Linked DNA regions of Homo sapiens: regions 1 and 3 are each linked to region 2. Evidence: chromatin contacts called from ENCODE Hi-C or POLR2A ChIA-PET data. All regions are on one chromosome and are shown on one strand. The core of a region is the stretch at or near the end of the contact, and the rest is flanking DNA. Distances in the headings are between cores, read along the strand shown. Region 1 holds the start of NR2F6 (nuclear receptor subfamily 2 group F member 6). Region 2 holds the start of RPL18A (ribosomal protein L18a). Region 3 holds the start of KXD1 (KxDL motif containing 1).

Region 1 (4,166 bases), core at 1,241-3,740, 610 kb after region 2:
CGACCCACACGCTGTCCCTGGACTTGGGCCAACTTTGAAGAAAGCAGGGAAATGGAGGCAGACCACCTTGCTCGTGTTGGGGTGGGGCAGAGAAGCTGAATTTCTTCCCTGTACCCTGCCGAGCCCCAGAGTCTAAGACCTGAGTTCCTGGTCCCACCAGGTTGCCTGTGGAGGGGCAAAGGGAGCCAAGGTCACATGTGGGAGGACGGAGACAGGTTCCCAGGCTGCCCCAGCAGGATCTGGCCATTCCCACGGGTGCCCCCTCAGCAGATGGGCCTAGGCCCCTTTGTCCCTGGTTTGCGGCCGCCGCAAGGTCAAATGTTACTGCAGGGCCGCGGGCAGGGGTCAGGGAGGCGGGGTAGAGCCTTGATCCACCCCCAGGCGGGCCCCAGGGGGCACAGGGGTGGCCAGGCTACTGGAAGGGGGTGGGGCAGCCTTTGGGACTGGAACTACTGGAGTTTCTGGGATCTGCGATGGTCTTTCTTCCCCCATCTCCCACCCAGCTCTCAGCTGCCTCGCAAGACTTGTCTCCCCCAAACCTAGTTCTTTGCTCCCTCCCCTTCACAATCCCCTCAAGATTCCTTGAGTCTTCTCTCCCTCTTCTTTTTTTTTTTTTTTTTGAGACAGGGTCTTGCTCACGCTGGAGTGGAGTGACGTGACGTGATTATAACCCACTGCAGCCTTGAACACCTGGGCTCAAGACGGGTCTCACTTTATTGCCCCGGCTGGTCTTGAACTCCTGGTCTCAAGAGATCCTCCTGACTTGGCCTCCCAAAGTGTTGGGATTACAGGCGTGAGCCACAGCGCCTGTCTCTCATCTAAATCTCTTTTCAATCCCTTCTGAGACCTCCACCCCAATGCTCCCCACCAAAGATCCTAGCAGGTCCAGGCAAGGGGCCTAGGATCCCTGCCCTCATCCCAAATTACCAGTCACATTCCCATGCAGCCTCAGAACCAAAGGGTCGTCTCTGCCCACCCACGCCTTCCTCTCTCCCAGCAGGGATTACATCAGGCTGTGGGCAGAACCCGACTCTAGACCTCGGGAAGTCCTTGCTCATGTCTAATCCTAGTCCTTCCTGCTTTTCGTGTTTACTAACGCCTCCTCCTCCACCTCCCAGGCAGCCAGAACGTCCCTGGAGCAGGTTGAGAGGCCCAGGGCTGGGTGTGCCTGGCTCTCCCAGAACCTCAGTTTCTTTTTAAGTGTTGTAAGATCTCTAAGAATCTTTCCCCCTACTCCAGGGAGGGCAATTCTTCAAGTCTCATCAGGGCTCTGGGAGGCAGAGGAGGGGGTGCGCAGAAGGCACTGTCCTGGCCAGAGCTCTCAGAGGCCCAGCTGCATGCTCTGGTGTCCAGCTCTGGGCTCAGGGCGGGGTGGGACCACAGTCTGGGTGGCTGGGGCTGCAAGACTCCGAGGTGAAAGGTCACTCCTGGAAGGGCTTGTCCAGCCGGTTAAAGGTTAACCTGCCCAGAGCCAGAGGCTCGCCAGCCCGGGCCTCGCATACAAAGGGTGCTTAATAAATGCTGGTCGGGCGGGCCCCAGCCCCGGTACTGGGGGATGGGGTGAGTTGGAGGTGGCGGCAGCTGCGAGGCTCCAGGGCGCCTGGAAGAGACATCTGCAGTCCAGCCGGCCGCCAGGCCAAGCCCTTTCTGCAAAGCACAGAAAGAAAAGGAAATTAAAAGGGAAAAAGGGGCAGGCCCCCAGACAGGGCATGCCTGTCGCCTCCAGCCGCGCGGGGCGGGTGGGCGCCCTGCCCCCGGAGGCCAGAAATTCTGCAGAGGGGCCCCCTGACCTCGCGGCCCCGGCCAGCCGGTCTCAGACCACAACATCCCTTCCCCCTGGAGATTCCGGGCACCAGGTGTTAACCCGAGCAGAGAAAGGGTGGGGTGGGGGTCAGACGCGGCGACTTTCTGGAAGAGGAAGCAAACACAATCTAGGGTGTGTGTGTGTGTGTGTGTGTGTGTGTGTGTGTGTGTGTCTGTCTGTCTCGCGCGCGCGTGTGTCTTGCGCAGGGGCGTACCCCCCCCCCGGGTGCCACTGGCCCCCCATCATTGCTTTGCCAGGAACTGTGGGGTGGGGAGAGGTTCCGAGGGGCGCCTCGAGGGTGATCGAGCGACCCAACGTCCAAGGCCAGAGGTGGAGGGGAGGGCCTTGGAGAGACATCTTGGCGAGGCTCAAGGAAGGGCAGAGGGCAGGCGCGGCTGAGGCTCCCGCCGCGGCCCGGCAGGGGTTAAGGCCCGAGCTGGGCGAGGGCGAGGGCGGGGGTGCGGGGGGAGGGGCAGAGGGAGGCGGGGGAGGGTCAGGCCCCGCGGCCCAGCGCTCGGCCCCCGTCCCTCCCGCCGGCCCGTTCGCCCGGCGCCGCGCGCGGCCACCCATGCCCTTATAAGGGCGGCCGTCGCCGGGGCAACGAGCGCCCGCCCCCAGCCCGCGGCGCGCGCCCCTGCCCCCGCCCCCGCCCCCCGCCCGCCCCGCGAATGGAACGCTGTGTGTCAAACCGGCCGCAGCGCGAGGCCGGCGCGCGGGGTCGGTGGCGGTGGCGGCGGCGAGAGCGAGGCTTGGGCCCAGGCGCAGGCCCAGGCCAGGCAGGAGCGGCCGCAGCGGGGGCGGCAGCTCCAGAGGCGCCGGCCCAGCGGCCCTGCAGGCCCGGAGCGGCAGCCGCGGGCGCCGGGGGACCCAGGGGGCGCGGCGATCAGCCCCGGCGCGCACCCGCCGCCCCTCCCCCCCCGCCACGGGCGGCCGCGCAACTTGCGGCCAAACTTTCCCCCCGGCCTCCCGCGCTCGGATGGCGGCCCGCTGAGTTGGCCGCAGCCCCCGGGCGAGCGGCGGCCAGGCCAGAGGACGCCCCCTGCGCGGCTCGGGCCGGGCCATGGCCCGCGCGCCCCCGCCGGGGCCCCAGGGCGGCGGGACGCGAGTCCTCTGGGCCCCCGGCCCGCGCCTCTAGCGTGCCCCTCCCGGCCCCGGGCCCGGCCCCGCGCACGCGTGGGAAAGTTGGCCTGGAACCGGCCCGACCAGTTCCGCCCGGGCGCGAGGACCGGCCGCAGGAAGTTGCTGCAAAACTTTTTTGGGGGGTGCAGCCCGTGCCCCCCGCGCGCCGGGGCCGAATGCGCGCCGCGTAGGGTCCCCCGGGCCGAGAGGGGTGCCCGGAGGGAAGAGCGCGGTGGGGGCGCCCCGGCCCCGCTGCCCTGGGGCTATGGCCATGGTGACCGGCGGCTGGGGCGGCCCCGGCGGCGACACGAACGGCGTGGACAAGGCGGGCGGCTACCCGCGCGCGGCCGAGGACGACTCGGCCTCGCCCCCCGGTGCCGCCAGCGACGCCGAGCCGGGCGACGAGGAGCGGCCGGGGCTGCAGGTGGACTGCGTGGTGTGCGGGGACAAGTCGAGCGGCAAGCATTACGGTGTCTTCACCTGCGAGGGCTGCAAGAGCTTTTTCAAGCGAAGCATCCGCCGCAACCTCAGCTACACCTGCCGGTGAGCCCCCCATCCGCGCGCCGCCGCCGTGCACCCCGCCCCGACCTGGGGCAGGCCTCTGACCTGCTCGGTCACCTTGGGCCTGGCGCTGACCTTCCCTGGGCCTCCACTGCCCCCTCTGAGATAGGGGCACAGCACCCTCCTCCCGCATTCCATGGCTGGGATTGTGTATACAGTCGGCGCTACATCGTTGCAGGTTCCCCCCCCATCAGGTGGTCCCTGGAGGCTTTTGCCCCAGTTACTTGCTTCTCCTTCCCTCCGCTTTTTCTCTGGGGAGGGGTCATCTCCGCGCTGGGGTGGGGGTAGGGGTGCTGTCAGGGGTGGTAACCCAACCCCAGGGCACCCGTTCTCGGGGATCCCGGCGCGCGGGATGCCCTCGAGGGAATCGAACGTGGAACTTGGACCGTGGAGCTCGCAGCGTCCAGGGGCCATTGTCTGCGGCCGCGCGGATCGATACGGCGCGCCCTTGGGGTCAAATATCACTTCCAAAGTCGCTGTGGCTACGGAGGCGGCAGACGGAGGGAGGCTGGGGTGGCACGGGGCGGCCTTCTTCGCATGAGGGGCCCAGCGGTGGGGGTGGGGGTGGGAGCTGGGCTTGCCCATCTCAGGGAACCCCTCTGGGCTCACTCTGGGCCTTGGGTCACCGGAAATCGCCACTGGAAGGCCGGCAGGGCCACCGGAATTGACTGAAACGTCCCTC
Region 2 (4,146 bases), core at 57-2,556:
TCTAGTGACCACAGATTCGGGAAGCAGGAGGCAGGGCCACCCTAGGGCCTCCATGTGGATTCTTGGTGACTGTAGGTCACACTCCCGACCACAACTTTATACACAAAATGAACTGAGGAGAGGGAGGTCTCCAGGGAGGATTAATTGAGTTGCCTGCCTCTCCTTTGCCTGGGCTAAGGGTTTCAGACCAGGAAAGCTGTGGCTTAGACCCACAGCCTCCTTTCTTCATGCTGCAGTCCTGAATTGCTTTGCAGTCGCCGTCAAACAGCCACTCTGCACCTCAAAACATCCAGCCAACATCTTCTTTCACCCTGAGGCCCAGTGACCAGCATGGGATCTCACAGCCCATTCCAGGCAGAACTAGGACAAGACCTCAGGTCTCTCCCCAGCCCTGGGATCCCTGCACTGTTGCCACGCGAGCTGCGGCTGCCTCCGTTTTCCCAACTGCAATCCAAACGTTTGGCCCAGGGAAGACTCCCGGTTTACAGATGCAGAGGTGAGAATCTTTGGTCAAGTCCAGGCTCTGTGATATGGCACAAAGAAACCACCTCTGAAACTGACTCGCCAGCTTTTCACTAGTTATCAATGAAAAATAGTCACAAATTATCGCAGTTCCTACTTTTACTGTGAACCTGACCCACCGGCCTCGGCACACGTTCAGGAAGGGAACAATGGGGCCCGCCCCTTTGACAGCAAGGAAACCGAAGCTGGAGATCTGGACATAATACACCCACTCCATGGGAGTCCAGGTTCTCCTATCTCTGCGCCATAGAGCCGTTTGATTCTATCCAGTATGTACCACAGCGTTAAGCCTCACGCTCCCCGTTTCGGCTCACTGTTAGCAATTTTCATCTGCTTCTCACAGCCATTCCGGCAGAAAGAAAACACACTATTGCTCTACCGCCACGTCCACGTTGCAGAAAGGAAAACAGAAACTTGGCGGCTCGACGAGGTGCCGGGGCTAGGGCCTCTATGCTGCGCGACTTATTCCTTCCCCCGGGAAGAAGACCCGGAGTCCTTGGGCCCCCGCGATCCCTGAGCTGGCCCAGGTCACGCATCGCTCTCTCCACGCGGCTCCCACGATGGCCGCCATGTTGGGTGCAACAAGAGAAGGCGGCGCGCGGCCAAGGGGGGCCCAAACAGAAGCGCGCGGCACCAACCCGGCCCACGCCACTTATGCAGGCCCCTGATGGGGCCCGTGCCCCATCCCTTGGCCCCCTGCCGCGCCGCGCCCGCCTTACCGTGCCCGAGGCCTTCATGGCGTGCTCTCCGCGTTCGCCGCCACCCGCAAAAGGAAGTGTCCTCTGTCGCGCAGCCGTTCACCAGGCCTTCACTACCGGAAGACCCGCCCTCTCAATGCCGCACGTCCATTGGCTTCTCTGCCCCGCACTCAAAGCGACCCGCGTCTTCATTGGCTATGGATCCACCTGCTACTCAAAGTTCCGCCTCTCTTCAGCGAGACTTCGTTTCCCAGAAGGCAACGAGGCAAGCTCCACCTGTTCCACCACGACCGCAACGGAGCGTCTGCGCGCGCGGCACGTCGGGAGTTGTAGGCACTCCGCCAGTCCCGGCTGCAACTAGGGGCGGCGGCGCGCGCCGCCTGCAGGATGCCTAAGCATTGAACCTAAGCTACCTCGGGTGGCTGCGGTGTTTACCGTGAGATCCCGATGCTTCACACTCGGGGCCTCATCCTCCGGGGAGGTGTGTTACGGAGGTCTCCACCAGATACCTGAGGGTATCTGTAAAATGGGAATACAAATAATATATTTTTCTCCTAGCGATGTTGCAGCACGAATATTGAATAAGCTCTGGAATGCTGTTTTTGTTAATTTGGGGTCCGATTTGTGTTTCGTAGTAGCTGGGATTCAAACTCTGTCTGTCTGCCTCCAGTTCATAAGAACCTGAGGGAGCAGGGGTTGGGGGAGAGCGCGCGGAGAGCCGGAGAATGGATCAAGATCCAGCCGCCCACTTTGAGGGGCTTGGACTTAGCAGTTTGCTTGGGCAGAAAGAAGCCCTCCTGGGGATGAGGACGGGGACCAGATATGAAAAAAGAAACACCCGCAAACAACTCCCTGATGACAAGGCTATGAAGTAAAATTAAGAGGAAAGAGGCAGGAGGCTGAGGCATGAGAATCGTTTGAACCCAGGAGCCAGAGGTTGCAGTGACCCGAGATTGCGCCACTGTACTCCAGCCTGGGCGACAGAGTGAGACTCTGTCTCAAAAAAAAAAAAAAAAAAAAAAGACCAGGCGCGGTGGCTCACGCCTGTCATCCCAGCACTTTGGGAGGCCGAGGCGGGTGGATCACTTGAGGTCAGGAGTTCGAGACCAGCCTGGCCAACATGGCGAAACCCCGTCTCTACTAAAAATACAAAAATTAGCCGGGCGTGGTGGCGGGCGCCTGTAATCCCAGCTACTCGGGAGGCTAAGGCAGAAGAATCGCTTGAACCTGGGAGATGGAGGTTGTAGTAAGCCGAGATCTGGCCATTGCACTCCAGCCTGGGAGACAGGGCGAGACTCCGACTCAGAAAAAAAAGAAAGAAAGAAAGAAAGAAAATAAAGGACAGCAAGCATGCAATTTTTTATTTTCATTTTCTTATTTTGCATTTCTGGTTCTCTTAATCTGGTTTTGTGGATTCAAGTCACTACTGGGTGTGATTTTCTTTTCTTTTCTTTTTCTTTTATTTTTTGAGACTGAGTCTTACTCTTTTCCCCAGGCCAGAGTGCAGTGGCGCTATCTCGGCTCACTGCAACCTCTGCCTCCTGGGTTCAAGCAATTCTCCCGCCTCAGCCTCCAGAGTAGCTGGGATTACAGGCGCCCGCCACGATGCCCAGGTAATTTTTGTATTTTTAGTAGACACAGGGTTTTACCATGTTGGTTAGGCTGGTCTCGAACTCCTGACCTCAGGTAATCCGCCTGCCTCCACCTCCCAAAGTGTTGGGATTACAGGCGTAAGCCACCGCGCCCGGCCCAATGATTTTCTTATTCCAGTACAACTTGGCTCCCTTCACCTCCTTTGTGCCGTTAATGTCAAATATGTTACCTTTCTCTATATTGTAGACCCAACAATACAATTAATATATAGTTTGTTGTTGTTGTTGTTGTTGTTTTGAGATGGAGTTTAGCTCTGTCGCCCAGGCTGGAGTGCAGCAGCGTGATCTCAGCTCACTGCAACCTCTGCCTCCCAGGTTCAAGCGATTCTCCTGCCTCAGCCTCCCGAGTAACTGGGACTACAGGCGTGCACCACCACGCCTGGCTAATTTTTTGTATTTTTAGTAGAGATAGGGTTTTACTGGGTTGGCCAGGCTGGTCTCAGATTCCTGACCTCAGGTGACCCACCCGCCTCGGCCTCCCAAAGTGCTGGGATTACAGGCATGAGCCACCGCACCCAGCCTGTTTTTTTGTTTGTTTTTTGTTTTTTTGAGACAGAGTCTCGCTCTGTCACCCAGGCTAGATTGCAGTGGCATGATCTCGGCTCACTGCAACCTCCACCTCCCAGGTTCGAGCAATTCTCCTGCTTCAGCCTCCTGAGTAGCTGAGATTACAGGCGTGCACCACCACACCCGGCTAATGTTTTGTATTTTTAGTAGAGAGGGGGTTTCACCATGTTGGCCAGACTGGTCTCGAACTCCCAACCTCAGGTGATATGCCCACCTCAGCCTCCCAAAGTGCTGGGATTGCAGGCATGAGCCACCGGGCCCGGCCAATATATAGTTTTGTACAATTGCTTTTTAAATATGTTAAGAGGCAAAGAGAGAAGAAATTTGCATTTATGCTACATTTTATTTTTATTTATTTATTTTGAGACAGGGTCTCACTCCATTACCCAGGCTGGAGGGCAGTGGTGCAATCTTGGCTCATTGCAACCTCTGCCTCCCAGGTTCAAATGATTCTCCTGCCTCAGCCTCCCAAGTAGCTGAAATTGCAGATGTGCGGCACCATGCCTGGCTAATTTTTTTTTTAATTTTTAGTAGAGACAAGAGTTTCGCCATGTTGGCTATGGCTGGTCTTGAACTCCTGACCTCAAGTGGTCTGCCCGTCATGGCCTCCGAACATGCTGGGATAACAGGCATGAGCCACTGTCACTGGCAGATCTTATTTTTATTTATTTATTATTATTATTTTTTGAGACGGAGTCTCACTCTGT
Region 3 (3,954 bases), core at 1-2,500, 700 kb before region 2:
GCTACTCAGGAGGCTGAGGCAGGAGAATCGCTTGAACCCGGGAGGCAGAGGTTGCAATGAGCCAAAATCAAGCCACTGCATTCTAGTGTGGGCTACAGAGGGAGACTTCATCTCAACTGAAAAAAAAAAAAAAAAAAAAAAAAAGACACCTGGAGAGGGAGGCCCATAGCTAGTACCAGTGAGACACAGTACTGGGACCTTCTGGGATACACTCCTCCTTCAAAACAGGACTCTTTTCTGTCTCTGGCTCCCAGATGTGAGGGCTGAGGGGTTCCTGGCACCTCCCTCCCGTCCCCCCGCAACTTCCTCTCCCAAGAAGCCTTCCCTGATTACTGCTAGTCTGGCCCACATACACAGTGAAATTGACCCAGCAAGAGCTCTGATCCCAACTCCAAATGTAGATTTATTGAAGAAACGCAGAGAGGTAGGCTGTTTGACCATGGGAGAGCCACTTCACCCTTCTGAATCAGTTTTTTCAACCATAAAATGAAAATAAGGTAGAATGAAGATCTCACAGTGCTGTCTGTGGCAACTGAAACCAAAGGTGATAACGACTGGAGCTCAGGACAGGCTGTTTCTCCAAGAGGAGTGTGAAGAAGTCCCGGGAATCAACATTTTGAGAGCATCCCAGGGGCCTCTAAGAATATATTACGGGCAAACACTTGTAGAGCACTTCATTTCATCCTCAATCACCGTTACGAGGCAGACACAATCATCTCCGAGTGAAACTGAGGCTCACAGGGGCGGGCTCCGTTGCCGAAACTCACAGGGAGAGGCAGAGAAGCACCACGGTTCTATATCCAGGTTATTTAACAGAATTTAACTCAGCCATCCAAGCTCTGAAAAACCCCAAGTGGGGAGGGGCTCAAATATCCCCTCACGCCCCGTCCCCTACAATACAGGGAAACTGAGGCACAAACCGGGCAACGCCCAGCTCCAGGTTACACGACACACCCAGAACACAGGAGGCCCCAATTCCTATGCCCCTGATCCGGATCCAGATCCAGCCCGTAGCGCCGCCTGCGTATCCATTGAGCAGACGGGGAAACTGAGGCCTGTGCGCAGCAGGAATGACCAGATGTGGCCAGTGGCGCACCCCACCCCACCGCAGCCCGGGGGCCGCGCCCGACCCGGACCGGTTCCCCGCGGCCCTGGAGTCCCCAGCCCCACCCCAAACTCGGCCCCGGCGTCGGTAGCGGCGGCACCTGCACATCTGGCGGCCTTGCTCGCGCTTCCGGGATGGCGCCCGCGCCGGCGAAACGTCACCACGCACCGATCCTGCGAGCGCGCGTGGCGGGGACGTACCCTGGAGCCGCTTGCGTGCGTTAAGTCACGACAGGAAAGGGCGGGGCTTAGACGGAGCTTCAGCTCGTGGGTGCATCACAATGAATAGCCAATCAAACAATTCATCTCGCGCCTGCGTATTTCCAGAAGCCCAGGCTTGAAAGCGGCCCGGAAGAAGGAAGGCTGAGAGAAGTGTCCCATTTTGTAGATAGTGTGACTGAGGTCCCAGAGTGGTAACCCTCCCCAAGGTCGTAAATGCTACAGTGGTCAGAGGCCAAACCACACTCAGGTGTCCTGCTTTCCAAGCAGGGAATTAGACTCATCTGTGTTCAGACATCCCTGCTCCACTTTTGCTGATTTTTTTGGTCCAAGTTTCCTTTTTTTTTTTTTTTTTTTTTTTTTGAGACAGAGTTTCGCTCTTGTTGCCCAGGCTGGAGTACAATGGCGTGATCTCGGCTCACCGCAACCTCCGCTTCCCAGGTTCAAGCGATTCATCTGCCTCAGCCTTCCGGAGTAGCTGGAATTACAGGCATGTGCCACCATGCCCGGCAAGTTTTGTGTTTTTAGTAGAGACAGGGTTTCTCCATGTTGGTCAGGCGGGTCCCGATCTCCCGACCTCAGGTGATCTGCCCGCCTCGGCCTCCCAAAGTGCTGGGATTACAGGCATGAGCCACCGCGCCCAGCCCTGGTTTCCATTTACACTTCCACGTTGTTTTGGAGTAATGCGCTGGGGAATTTTTTCAAAAGGGTTTACAGGCTGGGCGCGGTGGCTCACATCCTGTCATTGTAATCCGAGCACTTTGGGAGGCCGAGGCGGGCGGATCACGAGATCAGGAGTTCGAGACCAGCCTGACCAACATGGTGAAACCTTGTCTCTACTAAAAATAAAAAAAATTAGTCGGGAGTGGTGGCGGGAGCCTGTAATCCCAGCTACTCAGGAGGCTGAGGCAGGAGAATCGCTTGAACCCAGGAGGCAGAGGCTGCAGTAAGCCAAGATCGCACCACTGCACTCCAGCTTGGGCGATAGAGCAAGACCACGTCTCAAAAAAAAAAAAGAAGGTCAAGCTAAAAAATGAAGAAAATGTATTTTAAGTTCATGTTAGTTTGTGTATACGAGTACCAAGTTTTTGTAATAAAATGCCTCACAGCTACAATTGGAAAAAAAAAAAAAAACGGGCCTGTGGCCCGAGCCTGTGGTCCCAGTTTCTCAAGAGGCTGAGGTAGGAGTATCGTTTGAGGCCAGGAGGCAGAAGTTGCAGTGAACGAAGACCCCACTCCAGCCTGGGCAACAGAGTGAGACCCAGTCTCAAAAAACAAACAGGCCCGGCGCAGTGGCTCACGCCTGTAACCCCAGCACTTTGGGATGCCAGGCGTGTGGATCACCTGAGGTCGGGAGTTTGAGACCAGACTGGCCAACATGGTGAAACCCCGTCTCTACTAAAAATCCAAAAAAAAAAAAAAAAAATTAGCCTGGCGTGGTGGCAGGTGCTATAATCATAGCTACTCAGGAGGATGAGGCATGAGAATCTCTTGAACCTGGGAGGCGGAGATTGCAGTGAGCCGAGATTGTGCCACTGCACTCCAGCCTGGGTGACAGAATGAGACTTTGTCTCAAAAAGCAACAACAACAACAACAACAAAAATCGCTATAAACTGATGTGGATTAATAAATCCACATCATTATAATTATAATTATTTCCTTTCCTGCCCCTTTAAATTAGCTCCTGGCTGGGTGCAGTGGCTCACGCCTGTAATCCCAGCACTTTGGGAGGCCGAGGCGGGCGGATCATGAGGTCAGGAGATTGAGACCATCCTGGCTAACATGGTGAAACCCTATCTCTACTAAAAATACAAAAAATTAGCCAGGCGTGGTGGCAGGTGCCTGTGGTCCTAGCTACTCGGGAGGCTGAGGCAGGAGAATGGTGCAAACCCGGGAGGCGAAGCTTGCAGTGAGCAGAGATCGAGCCACTGCACTCCAGCCTGGGCGACAGAGCAAGACTCCGTCTCAATAAATAAATAAATAAATAATAAATAAGCTCCTGTGTCCTTTTAATATGTCGCCACCATTCTCTGAGCATTATTTATCTTGGGCTCCACAACATGATCCAATGCTGTGTAAAATCCCTGGAATCAGCCATTTCTCCAAGGAACCTGGTTCCTTTGCTTCAAGAGTAGGATTTAGAAACCAAGATCAGTCGGGGCTCAGTGATTCACGCCTGTAATCCCAGCACTGTGGGAAGCTGAGGTGGGCAGATCAGGAAGTCAGGAGTTCGAGACCACCTGGGCCAACATGATGAAACCCCCCCATCTCTATTAAAAACACAAAAAAATTAGCCAGGCATGGTGGTGGGCACCTGTAATCCCAGTTACTCGAGACACTGGAGAATCACTTGGAACTGGGAGGCAGAGGTTGCAGTGAGCTGAGATCACCCACTGCACTCCAGCCTGGGCAACAAGAGCGAAACTCTGTCTCAAAACAAAAAAGAAAGAGGCCGGGTGTAGTGGCTCACTCCTGTAATCCCAGCACTTTGGGAGGCTGAGGTGGGCAGATCACCTGAGGTCGGGAGTTCGAGACCAGCCTGACCAACATGGAGTAACCCTGTCTTTACTAAAAATACAAAATTAGCCAGGCATGGTGGCACATCCCTGTAATCCTAGCTACTTGGGAGG

What was found. A loop is a pair of places that touch in the nucleus more often than their neighbours do. ChIA-PET counts read pairs that join two places held with the same protein, here RNA polymerase II (POLR2A). Pooled maps may share reads with other maps.
Region 1: a pooled map shows a loop between it and region 2 (4-fold over the local background). The contact joins the promoter of NR2F6 here to the promoter of RPL18A in region 2. A Hi-C loop is called at or near these places in 1 of 168 maps with a recorded cell type or tissue (tibial artery) and 3 of 50 pooled maps. POLR2A ChIA-PET finds 5 or more read pairs at or near these places in 3 of 52 experiments (BJ, WTC11 and activated CD4-positive, alpha-beta T cell).
Region 3: a pooled map shows a loop between it and region 2 (6-fold over the local background). The contact joins the promoter of KXD1 here to the promoter of RPL18A in region 2. A Hi-C loop is called at or near these places in 1 of 50 pooled maps. POLR2A ChIA-PET finds 5 or more read pairs at or near these places in 2 of 52 experiments (T-cell and activated B cell).

Annotation. Positions count from the first base shown.
Region 1 is chr19:17,244,243-17,248,408 of GRCh38, reverse strand. It overlaps NR2F6 (nuclear receptor subfamily 2 group F member 6), which reads left to right and starts at 2,490. Exons shown (of 4, transcript NM_005234.4): 1 at 2,490-3,466. The coding sequence starts at 3,189. RefSeq lists enhancers at 1-607, 1,557-2,506 and silencers at 1,770-1,849, 2,250-2,499, 2,900-3,059, 3,070-3,139.
Region 2 is chr19:17,857,070-17,861,215 of GRCh38, reverse strand. It overlaps RPL18A (ribosomal protein L18a), which reads right to left and starts at 1,306. Exons shown (of 5, transcript NM_000980.4): 1 at 1,242-1,306. The coding sequence starts at 1,259. RefSeq lists enhancers at 1,311-1,690, 1,023-1,758.
Region 3 is chr19:18,555,166-18,559,119 of GRCh38, reverse strand. It overlaps KXD1 (KxDL motif containing 1), which reads right to left and starts at 1,250. Exons shown (of 5, transcript NM_024069.4): 1 at 1,206-1,250. RefSeq lists a silencer at 992-1,151 and enhancers at 642-1,431, 1,432-2,223.